3 separate regions of the Mus musculus genome follow, and all the other regions are linked to region 3. The links are chromatin contacts, found by Hi-C or POLR2A ChIA-PET in ENCODE. All regions are on one chromosome and are shown on one strand. Each heading gives the region's core, a stretch centred on a gene start or an enhancer-like site at or near the end of the contact. The rest is flanking DNA. Distances are from core to core; before and after follow the strand shown.

Region 1 (4,509 bases), core at 1,690-4,189, 47 kb before region 3:
GAACTAAAACTGGGGTTTTTAGGACCTGGATGTAGACAAAGCCATTCATCTCCCACTCCACTGGCTGTTCTGGGTCCTAGGTTCCACCTCCCCACAAGGATGGCTGGGAATGGAGCCTAGGGAGGAGGCCAGGCAGGGTGTAGGGAGCACGAGCCCACCTTTTCCCTCATGCCTCTGTGGGCCCCTACTATGTCTCACAGGTCAGAGACTCTGAGTAAAGGGTAAAGACTATGCTTCTCTCCGCCCCTGGCCTGGCTGCTTAATAGGTTCTTGCTGGCTGAAGGAAGGGGCGAGGGGAAGATGGAGGAGTGGGGAGGGGCCTGAACTGCATCAGCGAGACTGGTCAGGGTCGTCCCCACAGACTAAGCTATGATGGCACTGGACCTGTGGCTCCTAACTCTGCCCAGGGACAATTATTCCTTTTGACTTTACATGTGCTTTAATAAAATGGTTCCATTTATCTGGAGGGAAAGGCTAAGTCCCAGGTCTGCATGCAAAGCCAAGAGCCGCTCATCACGGCTTCCCGAGAAGCTTCCAGAAGTATTCTATGCTTGGGAAACCTGGCCTGTCAATCTCCCCGTCACCATGGATATGTCTCTTGCCTTCTACTGTTATTAAAGAATCTTCCAGGGGAGGAGGGGGGTGGGACAAGAGAGAGTCGTTAGCCATTTTCTGTGGCTGGGCCTCAGTATGTCAGAGAGTTGGAGCTTGCTGGGCCCACAGCTGTGGAGCTTCCTGAGTGTTGGCAGAGGTAGTGGGTAAGGCCTTCCTTCTGCCTCAGCACAGGTCAAAGGCGTCACATGGCTGGAGGGAGCGCCATGTTGGCTCCTGTTTCTCTTCCACATCAGTGCCATTGTAGGAAGCCACCTTCATGCCTTCACCCCCACCCTAATGGCCTCTGAGATTTCTGCTCTCACAGACAATCAATATAAGAATTTAGGGGGCTTGGATTTCTAATGCATGAACATTTAGGGGCACATTCACGCCCTGTCAAGGAGAACTGGCTTTTATCCCAAGTCTTCATGGATACCTTCCTGTGTGTCAGTCCTCACCCCAGGCTCAGGCAAGAACTGATAAGACCCTATTCCAGTCTGTCTATGAGGTTCTCCCACCCTACCCCAGACAGCTCCTCTGCAGGAAGTCTGGAGCCCTGATATAGCTATAAGGATGCGGCCATGCGGATGCCATGGGTCCAGGGATGAGTCTGTAGCTTGGTGGGCTGATAGGAGGTGGGAAGTAGTTGGAGGAGGTAGGTCTCTGGGAACATGCCTTGGACACATATCCTGTCCTCAGCCTTCTCCCCTTTCCCCACTTCCTGCTTGACAAGTCAGGGAGCAGCTTTGTTCTCTTATCATGGTGTTTCACTGTGGCAGATCTAAGACACCAGGGGCCGGGCCACCCAAAAGCCACAAGAAATCTTTCCTCCTTTAAGCTGATTTTGCCTGGGAATTTTGTCACCTCAATGAAACTAAAATAGTAATCCCATTTTACAGATTTGTGAACTGAAGTTCAGCAAGTCCAGGTCACACAGCCGGGGTGACTCTCCCTAGCAATGGCAGCCCACATACCTCCTTTCCTGGCTTGTCTCAATTCTCTTTTTAGGGTTCTTGATTTCACTCTCCAGCATCCCCAGAGTCCTGGGGATTTTGTGTGTGTGCATACGTCCCTCCATATCCCAGACAGGGCACCAACGACAGAGCAAGAAACAGCTCCACTGAAGTCTAGCTTGGTGAGCTAGTGAGTTTCTTGTGCACATTTATGGAGTAAGGGGTTGCTTACATCAGTTTGGGTGACCACCCCCCCAAGCAACTATGTTACTGGGAAGTCACAGCTGAGCATGGATGATGGCATCCCCATAGTTGTATAGATGGAGTCACTTCTTCTTTGGCTAACCTATCCTCTCTAGTGTGTAAGTACCCCTGAGTTCAGTTACACATCGCTAAAGCTGGACCTCAGGGGAGGGGTTCCTGTTACTTCTCTTCCCTTCTTGTGAGGGGATGAACATCAGCAGGTCCAATCGTGTGGCTCTCTTGTGGCAGTTACAGCTGCCCCGATGAAGATGGTAATGGCTGTTATGTCCAGAGAACAGAATTCTTACAACTCCCTTCTTTTCACAAGAGGGCAGAAGCTTGTCATATTTCCCCAAGCCTGGCATTAAAACCAAGATGAAGGGGAGATAGAAACGGGGAGTCCCTGGTCCTGTGATACAATATGTAAATAAACACCCATTCATTTACGGAGAAATTCGTGACTTCATTGTTAAAAATAAAAGCCGTGAACTGAACCCTGCCACCCTATCTCACCGAGAGAGGAAGGATTAGAACTTACAACTCGGAAAGGAAGAAAGTGATAGGAGGGCCACTCATTGGCCATCAAACTGCTTATCAAGCCTTAAAACCAGTCAGTCACCTTTGAATGCTAGCCTAAATAAAGGGCATCTCAGAGACTGAAGTAAAGGGCAGCATGTAGCGGGGGCTGGGGGATGGCTAAAATGGAGATCAGCAAAGAGGACACCTAGACTCTAGGTCCTAGAGGGATGATGTGTCTGTGGGTGGCTTTGGTGTTAGGGTGTGAGCATATGTATGTGTGTGTGTGTGTGTGTGTGTGTGTGTGTGTGTGTGTGTGCATGCGCGTGTGTGCTCATGCGTGAGCAGAAGTCGATGGTGTTAGGGTGGCATGTGTGAGATGTAGCGGGGAAGAGTAGGCAAAGAAGGGCCTGCCCCCTCAGGTTCTGTGCATAGCTAGGTCCCTGTACCACAGTAACTGTGTGAGCGTGTGTGCCACCACATTCAGTGGCTGCCCCTGGGCGTAGGAGGAGATCTTATCAGTGCTAGGTGTGTGTGGAGTTTCAGGCTACCTCATCACCCCCCATCTCTCCACCTCCCATTGGGCCTTGCCCCTCATCCTCTATACAGGAAGTGGGCTCGCCTTGGGTTTCAGTCTGTTGCTGGCCTAGCTGTTGTCTGCTACCTAAGCTGCGGAGCAGGAGATGGCCGTGGACCCAACCTCCAGCAGGACTGCAGGGAACATCTCGACACAACTCCATGTTGCAGCCAGGTGATGCCCCTGTGTGGTCCCCTGGGAGCCCTGGGCACCCCACTACCTCTTGCTGGTCCTCCCAAGGGACAGGGAGCTGGGAGGGGGCGCTCATCTCTAACTTGGTTCCCTTTGTAGTTTGTATCTGGGCTTTGATGATTAACCTTGTCTTAGGATTCCCTGGGGAAGGGGGTAGCCTGGCTGTCATGGTTTCTCCTTTAAGAATAAACCCCTTCCAATGTCAGGGCACAGTGGCTTCTTCCCAGTCTACTCTGTGGGAAGCTGTGTGCCATTTTCGCTAGGAGGGACTTCCCTGGATCCTGTGTGGGGATGTCTTAGCCCAGAAGGGTGGAGGAAAAGATTTGTAGCTCGTCAGTATTGGGAGGTGGCATGGCGTGTATGGGACAGGTGGGATTCAACGCTGACGCCTGTGGAGTTCATCTCAGCCTGGAGAATTCTCCTTAGTGAGAAAGAGAGAAGGAATCTCCCCCTGGGACCTGGCTGTCCAGTCAGCTATGTTGATTGACAGGTTTCTGAGGGCCCTAGGCTGGAGGTCAGAGGTAGAGTTCTAGCTTAGATTTGTCTCTGACATTACCGAGTGGCTAGAGAGGTTAAGGACATCGCCAGGCATGGGGCTCCGTCTCCGAGGCTGCCTGAGGTAGGAGCTTCCCACCGTTAGCTGTGTTTACAGTACTTCAGGGCCAAGGTGGGTGGCTGAGGAAGGCAGAACTACCTTTGAAGGTCCCCTTTCTTTCACACACTCCTCAGCTGAACTGAACAGCAAGAGGTGAACAGTGGTGTGTGTGTGTGTGTGTGTGTGTGTGTGTGTGTCTTTGTGAATGTGTGTGTCTCTGGAGAGGTGGCCAGAGAAAGGATCTCTGAGGTCAAAGGCCACCAGATCTGACAGACAAGCTCTTGCTTGCCGTCCGTCCTCCCTCAGTCGACCCTGTACCTCACAGACCTGTGAGGCCTTGGACTGCCCCAGCACTGGAACCTTTATCCTGGGAAACAGGCTGCTTTAGGCCCTGATCTTCCCATAGGGAAGGAGCAGTCAGTCACAGAACCTGCTCTTGTGCTGTGAGACCTCTCTGTGACATGTGTGGGTCAGTCTGACGCAGGGAGTGTGACACGACTGTCACTCATGGCTGACCCTCCTCCTCCGTCAGCATCACCACTGTACTGGAAATCAGGTGACCCAGTTAGAGCAGCCTGGGTCTGTGGGATGACAGACCTTTTCAGGGCCTCAGCGGAGACATATATGAGTCAGGGAGATGAACGTCTGGTGGTTGCGAAGGGCATACGTGGGTGAGCCTCAGGGGGACAGTGCCTGGGACTCTGAGATTCTTGGGCTGTACTCACTCTGCCCGAGGCTGGCCTTGTGCTGTGTGGTTTTGGAGTGGTTTTCTTAGTCTCCCAGAGATTCAGTTTCCCTCTTGCCGAAGGAAGCTGCAACCACCATGACTGCTTGAAGCT
Region 2 (4,297 bases), core at 1,648-4,147, 43 kb after region 3:
TTCTTGGGAATTTTGCCTCCTCAGCTCTGGTTTGGGAGTCAGAGAGCAGAGATGACATGGTATGGGCGATTCATGTTGGTATGTGAGGGTTCCTGAGTCACGTGTCGTATATTGGAACTTCCAACCTGTGTGTGTGTGTGTGTGTGTGTGTGTGCGTGTGTGTGCGTGCGCACGCGCGCTTGTGTGAAGGTGGTGGGGTGGGGCAGAGAACAATCTCAGATCTCAGATGGGGCCCCAGGCACCAGCCATTTTATTAACTTTATATCATTTTTGGGATGGGGGACTTCCCATGGCCTAGGACTCACCTTGGCTGGCTGGTCACTGAGCCTAGGGATCTACCTGTCTCTCCTTCCCCAGGGCTGGATCACAGGCATGCAACATGCCTTGTGTTGTTTATGAAGACTCTGGGGATCCAGCTCAGGGCCTTGTGCTGTCAAGGCAAGCGCTTAATCACGTGAGCTATCATCCCAGCACTTTCCCTCACTCTCTATCCTGGAACTTGAAATTCTCCTCTTCCTACTCAGAGTCCAGAGTGGGGGAGTGGGGGAGTGGGGGTGGGTGGATTACAAGCATATACCACCATGCCAGACTCCAAAACCCACCTCTTAGTGAGAATAAAAACGTGACTATAGAAGGGCCACCACTGACCCTATAAACAGCTTCTTTGAATGATCATTTAGGGAAGTTGAATGCAAACCTGCTATTCCTTCCTTTACTCTCCTAATGGCCCTTGAGTCTACAGCTGGCCTTAGACTTCCAGGGGGTGGGACTTCAAAGGTCTGAGGTCACTACCCTCCCTGCTTGATTGACAGTTATGACAAAAGACCCCAGGCAGCAGAAAGAGAGTCAGAGAGGCTAGGCTATGAGTGCTCATGAGGGGAAGAGACCAGAAAGAGACTAGGTTTCTTTGTGCTTGAAGGGCCAGGATCCCAGGGGAGAGTAGCTCTCTGGAAGTCCATCAGGACATATAGGACAGGCCCAGGCCATCCTAAGTTAGTGTGAGCCTATATATCCCACCCATGGGGGGTGGGGGTTCGGGCACTGAAGAGCATCTCCCTAACTAGACCCTCCTGGTACCTTCTCTTCCCTACTGTCAAGCTCCAGGTGCAGAGTATGCTGGGAAAATGCTAGACAGTGAATTTTTGCAACACACTGTGACAGTATTTCAGGGTAGGATAGATGCTCAAAAAAACAGGGAGGGGAGTTCAAGAGAAAAGCATTCCAGGGGAACAGAATAGACTAGAGAGGGGGTGTACAGCTGGTTTGCAGGAGCCATGCTCTATTTCCAGATATCTTGCTTATTGGGATTTATATAAATTTACAATGAAGTGGTAAAAACTGAAGCCCAAGACGACAACGACGACTACTACTACTACTAAGCATAAGGCTTCAAGGATGGACAGGTAAACCGAGGCAGCTCCCACCACTTTGGGCTTCAGGTGAGAAATTAGTCCCTTTTCCACTACGTGCCTTGGCACCTCCTGGCTCTACCTGTTTCTCCTGTTGGGAGTTCAGCTCAATCCGGCAGGGTCGTGAAGGCACTCGGCAAGGCGGGCTTCATAAATGCTAGTTTTATTTTTATTCCGTTCTGTTACTTTCTCCTCTTGGGGCATGCTAGATCTCCTCACCACAGCTCCTCTGAATTGCTTTGTTTATTCTCTTGCTCCCCCCCCCCAACTTTCTCAGGAGGCATCAGGTCTTTCCAAACCCCATCCACTCACTGCTACCCACCTGTCTCTTATCCCACACCAACCCACAGACGGCCACAAGCAGCCACGGACAGTCTTCCTAAGGCAAATTAGAGGCGCCCTGGAAACTCTTCTCTCATAGACTGCATCCCCTCCTCCACTCCCGCGTGATACCACGCTATGCACCCCCGGAGAAGCACCCTCTCTCACAGAAAAGCAAGTAGGACGCGTTGGGTAGCAGATACCAGGGATTTGCGCTCCCCGTTTCCCAGCTCCGCCATGTCACCCCCTCCCCACGCCCTCAGAGGTTCCCTCCTTCCGCCACCAACCTGCGGCCAGCCAAAGGGAGGAGACTTGGGCACAGCCCACTGTTTGGGCCACTCCGAGACGTTGCACCTTCCATTTCCCGTACTGCGGGGGACGCAGGCGCCATGAAGCCGGGTTGCGCGCTGCCCCAGTGTCACCTCGAGCTTCAAATAGCCCCCTTTATGTATGAGAAGTATTATACGAGGAGGGGCAAACAAGACTCCCGTGCGAAGACGCAGAAGCTGTTCGGAATCCCGACTGTCTACGAGAGAGGTTTCTCTCCTCACCCCCATGGGAGGCGGTACAATGGTGCGGGCCACTTGAGAACCCTCCCGGCTCCTGGTTTGAACCCTCCAGCTTCTTCGGAGCGCAAGGGCGAGTGCCAGCCCAGCTACTTTTGCGACTGAGTGCAGCGAGCCGCCCAGGATGGAGCCGCTAGCTGGGTCCTGGCGAAAGCAGGGCAGAGTGCCTGGAGCCCTTTCACCGGAATTGGACATTCTAGAAGCCAGAGAACTCTGGCTGCAAGAAACGAAAGCAGAAGGGTAATCAGTGCGCCCGGAGAGGCGACTGGAAGGCCATCTCTGACTTGTGTTTGTTTTTCCCATTCTTGAAGACAGAGTCCTGAGCCAGCCCCTCCCACCAATTTGCTGCTATAGTAATGCACCGAAGCTCTTAGCCACGCCCACCTGCCCTCCTAGGCACCAGAAAGGGAGGGCGCCGGGGAAGTGGGAGGGGTGGAGCAGGCTTTCCCTAGGGAATGTGCCAACCTCTCCCACTGTGAGTCTGGCTCTGAGTGTAGTTACGATTGCACGCTGGGAAAATGTAGTGGGAGCAACAGCCCCGCCCCCTGGGCTCCGCCCACCGCACTCAGCCCTCTCAGGCCTGTCTCTTTCCTGGTTCCCAACCGCGCCAGGTGACTCGCAGAACTGACACTATGGTACATCAGGTGCTCTACCGGGCGCTGGTATCCACCAAGTGGCTGGCGGAATCCATTCGGTCTGGCCGCCTGGGGCCCAGCCTTCGGGTGCTGGACGCGTCTTGGTACTCACCCGGGACCCGCCAGGCACGCAAAGAGTACCAGGAGCGACACGTGCCTGGCGCGTCCTTCTTTGATATAGAGGAATGCCGGGACACGACTTCGCCTTATGAGATGATGCTGCCCAGTGAGGCCCACTTTGGGGACTATGTGGGCAACCTGGGCATAAGCAACGACACACATGTGGTGGTATACGATGGAGATGACCTGGGCAGCTTCTATGCACCCAGAGTCTGGTGGATGTTTCGTGTGTTTGGCCACCGCACAGTGTCAGTGCTCAATGGTGGCTTCCGGAACTGGCTGAAGGAGGGCCACCCGGTGACATCTGAGCCCTCGAGGCCAGAGCCAGCCGTTTTCAAAGCCACACTGAATCTCTCCCTGCTCAAGACCTATGAGCAGGTCCTAGAGAATCTCCAGTCTAAAAGGTTCCAGCTGGTGGACTCTCGGGCCCAAGGACGGTACCTGGGCACACAACCGGAGCCGGATATAGTAGGTAGGTGTTCCAGTGGCCCTTGGGAGGATTGCACAACAAAAGGATGGGGAATCAAAAAACCCCTGGATCCCTCAGGCCCTCTAGGTAGACTTGTCTTTCCATCTGTAAAATGGGAGGGTACGGCCAACCTTGAAGTCTTTTATAGCGCTCATACATGGGGGCCCTGTGTGCCATAGCCGGGTGCTAACAAGCTGCCCCTATTAGGTGACTGGGGTCCTGTCCATCCATGGTCCACTTCCAGGCACCAGCGCTCCCACATGCAGTAGATGTACGAAAAGGTGTTCTCTCCACAAGCAGTCATTTGTATGGCTGCACAGAGGTCTACAAATCTCTTCCCACTCTCTCCATCCCAGAAGCCCTTTCAAATATCAACAAGGCCCTTCTGAGCTCTTCTGGGACCCTGGCTAGTGTCTGTGAAAGGCACCTCAGTTCATAACCTCAGCAAGTGGCTGCGACCTGTCTGTTACAGCAGCTATCAGCCAGGGAAATGGACGGGATGAAATACCTGACTTAGATGAAGCACTGGGGGATTGTTACTTGGTCAGTTAAGTGGTAGAATCTGGATTTGAACCTGGTATCATTTTGTTTTAACCCAGGGTTCGAAATCCAGATATAAATCCATTCAGTCCCACCACCATTTCCTAGGGTTCAGGGGCTCCTCCTGTGCTAGGTATTCCTGGAAAGATGGCCCCTTGGGTCCCCTTTGGTATGTGTGAGAAAGCCTGAAGAAGTCTGTATAGTTTAGGAGTCAGGAAAAAATAAACTCAGGAGATG
Region 3 (4,597 bases), core at 2,068-4,567:
TGTGTGACATAAGCCTGATATGCCTAGGGGTCAGAAGGTCTGCATGGGGAAGGGCGCTGTCTTGTGTGCCCTTCTTCATGTGGCTCCCTCAGCCACCAGCCCACTCCGGGAGCTGCTTACTGGCTTCTGGTTTCGGCACCAGAGCCCATGACTGGAGTTTTCTGAATGAAGGTGCTGTGTTTTCAGCCATGACCCCTCCCTGAGTGTTGTCACTATCTCTGAGAGGCCAGAGGGAGAGGGAATAGCCTTGGGCCTAGCACTCTCTTGCAGCCTGTGCCTAAGGCCCATTAGTCTAGGTTGATCCTGTGCCAAGTGTTGTGGGGCCCCAGAGCTCAGTTTCTGCACAACAGAAACACTAGCTTCACCGGGGTAACTCAGATGGGTCACAGTAAGGCTCCTCCCAGTGGTTGTCAGTCACAGGCAGTTAGACTGGGGCTCAAAGCCTGGCTCCCCTGGTTCCTTCTTGGGCAAGACTTACCTCTCCCAGCCTCTGGAACTTATCTGAGTGTGCTGAGACTGGGATGGACTCTGAGGACGAAGTGCTCACCTAACATAGCATGATTTCTGGGCTCCACCTGGTAGCCCCCAATAAGAAAGAAAGAAAGAAAGAAAGAAAGAAAGAAAGAAAGAAAGAAAGAAAGAAAGAAAGAAAGAAAGAAAGAAAGGAAGGAAGCCATGGACATGCAAGATGGCTGAGTGGGTTAAGAGGCTTGCCGGCAAGTTTGAGGACCTGAGTTCAGTCCCTGGAACCAACATGGTGGAAGGAGGGGACTGACTCCCAGAAGTCATTGCTTCCCCTCCACAGACCTGCTGTCCCAAACAAGAGTGTGTTCTATTACACAGAAACAAACAAAGCAAAGGGCCTGGAACGAGACGCCTTCCACTGGAGACTAAATAAGATGGTGGGTGGAGACGGTACCAACCACAATCGCTAAATGGCTCTTACTCGGTGCCACACAGGTGTGGAAAGCGATTATGTGCTCCCCACAGTCGAGCAAGGGAGGCGGACTCAGATCCTGTCCTTAACCTGCTTTCTGCGGCTGTAACAAAATTGCCAAGGCAGGGAAGTTTATAAAGAATAGAGGTTTGTGCAGCTCCTGGTGGCGAAGGCTGGAAGTCTAAGAAAGCAGCATAAGACTCTGGCTTTCTGCTGAGTCATAGTGGGACAGAGGGTGTCAGGAGATGAGGCAGGGCCGAAGGGGCTTGCCTGATGGTGCAGGGTAGGGGTGGGGGCTTGAGGCCACCCACCAGTGCTTCCTTTATCTGCTAGATGAATGCATTCACCAGGTACAGCCCCTTCCTGACCCAATCACTTCCCTGAATGCCCTTCCTCCAAACGCCACTAGCCTAAGACATTGGAGAATCCAAGTGTGAATTTTGGTTTCAAGTATGAATTCCAGGGACTCACAGTTGAACGAGCCTCACAGCTTGTGGGAAGCCTGAGGCCCAGAGGCTGAGTCATTTGCTAAAAGTCCCTGTGGCTTGTGACGTCATCACTGAGCTCAGGCAGCTGGCCGGCCCCCAGGGCATGATTGCCCAGCCGTGTGTGTGTGTGTGTGTGTGTGTGTGTGTGTGTGTGTGTGTGTGTGTGTGTGTGTGTGTGAGAGAGAGAGAGAGAGAGAGAGAGAGAGAGAGAGGAAAAGAGCACTCAGTTGTACACTTAATTGTATGGTGTCTCCTCAGGAAGGCTCTCATCTCTCAGTAGAGCCATTCCCAGCCGATGGGAGATCAGGGCATCTCTGTGGCTCTCACCAGTTCCTCTGAAAGCAGCTGGGAAAGTTGCACCTCATCTCAGCCCTTCCCCTGGGATACAGGGTCCCCAGTGGAGAGTTAACTCCTTGCTCCATACAGTGAATGCCCTGGGGAGGGCAAGGCATGATGGGAAATATACAACAGAGGCCTGGGGCCTGGTCTCTGGTTATTGTGGGCTGATAAAGATAACGTCATTGCTGGGAAATTCTCTGAAGAATGTGTCCTGGAAAATCTGCTGTGTGGGTAGCAGGGGCCTGAGAGATGGAGGAAGGGAGAGGGAGACCAGGTCCTTTGGTCCAGCAATTGAGGAGTACAGGGAAAAGATGGCTGAACCCCTGTCCCCAGTGCCAGTCTAGAGACAAGGGACTCTTCTACTAGCTGGGCACCCTTGGTCCCTATCTTGTCTGTCCATTTTGTTTTCTCCTGGTTCTGCCTGCCATCCTGCTGTTCTGTTGTTCTGCTGTCCCCACAGGGTCCGCTTGCCCTTCAGTGGCCTGCAGGTGGTGGGGGTGGGGACGCGGGTCTTGTCCTTGTAAGATCTAGCTGCTGGATGCTGGGTTTCACAGAACCTCCTCACTGGGCGATACCGCAGCACTGGCTTCCCCCCTTCCAGGAACCTGCCCTCATTTCCTCTCATGTGATGTCACTCTCCTGTGACCTGCCTGACCCTTTCTGCTAACTTCCAGCCATGAGATAAGGCAGAACGACAGGCTCCAGAGGCCCCTGTAAGCCTGACTCTAAGTGGTCTTTCTGCTTCCCCAAGGCCCTGTGACTAGTGCCACTTGCAGCCACTCTGTATCAGGTCCCCCAAACCATTCTTCCAGGTTCTCTGAAATATCTGCAAGGAGGTGGGGTCAGGGGATGGCTTTCTCCTGACTATAGTTCGGCCACCACACTTACGGAGGCCTGAAGTTTGCCGAGGTCACAGAACTAACTCGTCTGGTGGCAAAGTTATATGGAGCCCGGCTCTGCAAAATGTCCTGTCCACCACAGAGCAGGCCACTGTCCCTCCCTCAGTGCTGTCTTTCTGCCCTCTGTCCTTCAGCTTGTCCATAGAAAGAGCCATGTTCACAGTGAGGCCTGACCCCTCCCACTCCTTTCTCTTATCCATGCTTCTGCCTATCCACCCAGCATCTCTCCAGCTCCTCTGTGGGAAGATGCTGATATGCCGGATTGACAGGCCTAGGAGAAAGATCCCCCTGCTAAACTCACAGGGTGGGGTGGGGTGGGGTAGCAAGGCAATCCATATGGTGCCCCGGTTCCTTCTGACTCCAGCACTTAGCTGCTGAGGTGAGAGGGCTAGGTGGACGGGAGGACCAGAGGGGCCAGAAACTCAGAGGGCCGCACCTGGGAACAGGGCTCCGAATGCCTGAATCTTACATTTGTTCTGGGATGCTCCCAGCTTCCCTGCCTGCTTCTTGGGACCCTTCCCTGGGATAGCAATGCATGATAGGTATAAGATTATCATAACCATAACACAAATTTATATATTTATAACAACGTCCTCAAGGAACAATCGGGTTCCTCTTAGCTTGAAAGGGACTGGCTTGCTCCAGGGCTCCCCCTAGTGGTGATCTCATTTGTCAAGGGCGGCTAGGCTCTGGCTCTCCCTCCCGTCTCCGGGCTTTTAACTTTCCTTGTCAGACTAACCCTTGCTCTTGCGGGTTAAGTGCCTGTGTCAGGAGTTAAATCTGATTAGTTCAGAAATGTATATTTCATCAGTTCCCTCTCAGTTTCTCACGGTAATCTGTGATCGGAAAATACTTAAGTGGAAAATTCCAGAAGTGAATCTGTTTCATTAGCTACCGCTCTCTTTAGAGCCCGATTTACAAAGAGAGATGTGTACAGGCAGAGCATAGCACAGGTAGTGTTCGCCACTGCGTGGGATTTCTGGTGTCCACGGGAGTCTAGGAATGCCTCCCATGCATAAAGGGAAAGTACTGCGATTTCTTTAAAATGCATTCTTTAAAGTAAATAACTTCTTCTTTTTTTTTTAAATCACATTTTCCAGATGCCCTGCCCACTTTCTGGGCCTGTCCTCTGAGGATAACAATCCAGGAATCCATCTTTTTTATCCACCAGGAACCCACATTTCCTTGGCTTGAAAAAGGGCGGGAGGCGGGGAAAGGGTGACGACAAGACCCAGGCTTGCCCCGCGCGCCCCCTGGTGGCGATCTTTTCTTTGACGAGCAGCTGGGCTGTTGGAACTCTGGGTGCTTGAAAAACAATTCCTTTTCAGGACCTCTTAATTTGCCTTGAAAATATGGGGCACGCCAACATCTAGTAACACAAATATCGACCCTTCAAATTATTTGCAGATTCTTTAATAACTGGCTTAATAGAGCAGGGCTGGCACCCTCACACACTCATCTGCCCTCAGTTACAGGGTTCCAGTCACCTATCTTGGAAATTCTGTTGTGTTGTTAGAAGGAGGGAAGGAGGGTCAAACAGGATTAGAGGGTCACTACAGAGGCGACTTTTAGTCTCTGGACTGCACTTTGAGAGCTACTCATGCAAGTAGATTACAGATGCCAGAGCCTAGCCAGGAACGTGAAGGTGAGGGTCAGGGGCTTGGGAAACTACGTTTCCAGAGCTTCTCCTGCCCTGAACTGAAGCGGGCAGGATTCTTGCTCCACTTTGCAGTTTCTCAATCATCTCTGTCCACGGGCTGAGTGAGCCTGCCAGGTTGCTCAGCGGGCCAACTGTGTTTTGTGTGGGGTGAGTCTACAGACAGTTGGCCAGCTGAGGTCCTCTGCCTCTGCAGACACACGGAACCTTTTTGTAGATGGAAGGCTGGCAGAAATGATTGTTTTCCTTGTGGAACAAAGAGGAAGAGTGAGACTCC

The links. Hi-C counts contacts between places; a loop is a spot of excess contacts on that map. ChIA-PET counts read pairs that join two places held with the same protein, here RNA polymerase II (POLR2A).
Region 1: a loop to region 3 is called in a map of T-helper 2 cell, with 2.0 times the contacts of the local background. The contact joins the promoter of Il2rb here to the enhancer-like site in region 3. A Hi-C loop is called at or near these places in 4 of 37 maps with a recorded cell type or tissue (T-helper 1 cell, T-helper 17 cell, T-helper 2 cell and 1 more). POLR2A ChIA-PET finds 5 or more read pairs at or near these places in 2 of 5 experiments (Patski and embryonic stem cell).
Region 2: POLR2A ChIA-PET joins it to region 3 with 11 read pairs in embryonic stem cell. The contact joins the promoter of Tst here to the enhancer-like site in region 3. POLR2A ChIA-PET finds 5 or more read pairs at or near these places in 4 of 5 experiments (Patski and embryonic stem cell).

What each region holds. Positions count from the first base shown.
Region 1 is chr15:78,493,496-78,498,004 of GRCm38, reverse strand. It overlaps Il2rb (interleukin 2 receptor, beta chain), which reads left to right and starts at 2,939. Exons shown (of 10, transcript NM_008368.4): 1 at 2,939-3,057.
Region 2 is chr15:78,404,465-78,408,761 of GRCm38, reverse strand. Tst (thiosulfate sulfurtransferase, mitochondrial) reads left to right here and starts at 2,897. Exons shown (of 2, transcript NM_009437.5): 1 at 2,897-3,523. The coding sequence starts at 2,929. Mpst (mercaptopyruvate sulfurtransferase) reads right to left here and starts at 2,050. Exons shown (of 3, transcript NM_001162493.1): 1 at 2,018-2,050.
Region 3 is chr15:78,447,136-78,451,732 of GRCm38, reverse strand. All of the region lies in intron 10 of Tmprss6 (transmembrane serine protease 6), which reads left to right. Among named protein-coding and RNA genes, the nearest start is that of Tmprss6, 19 kb to the left of the region's middle. Within about 2 kb of position 3,317, at least 3 of the 3 ENCODE cell types and tissues checked have a DNase peak (open chromatin) inside an H3K27ac peak, as active enhancers do.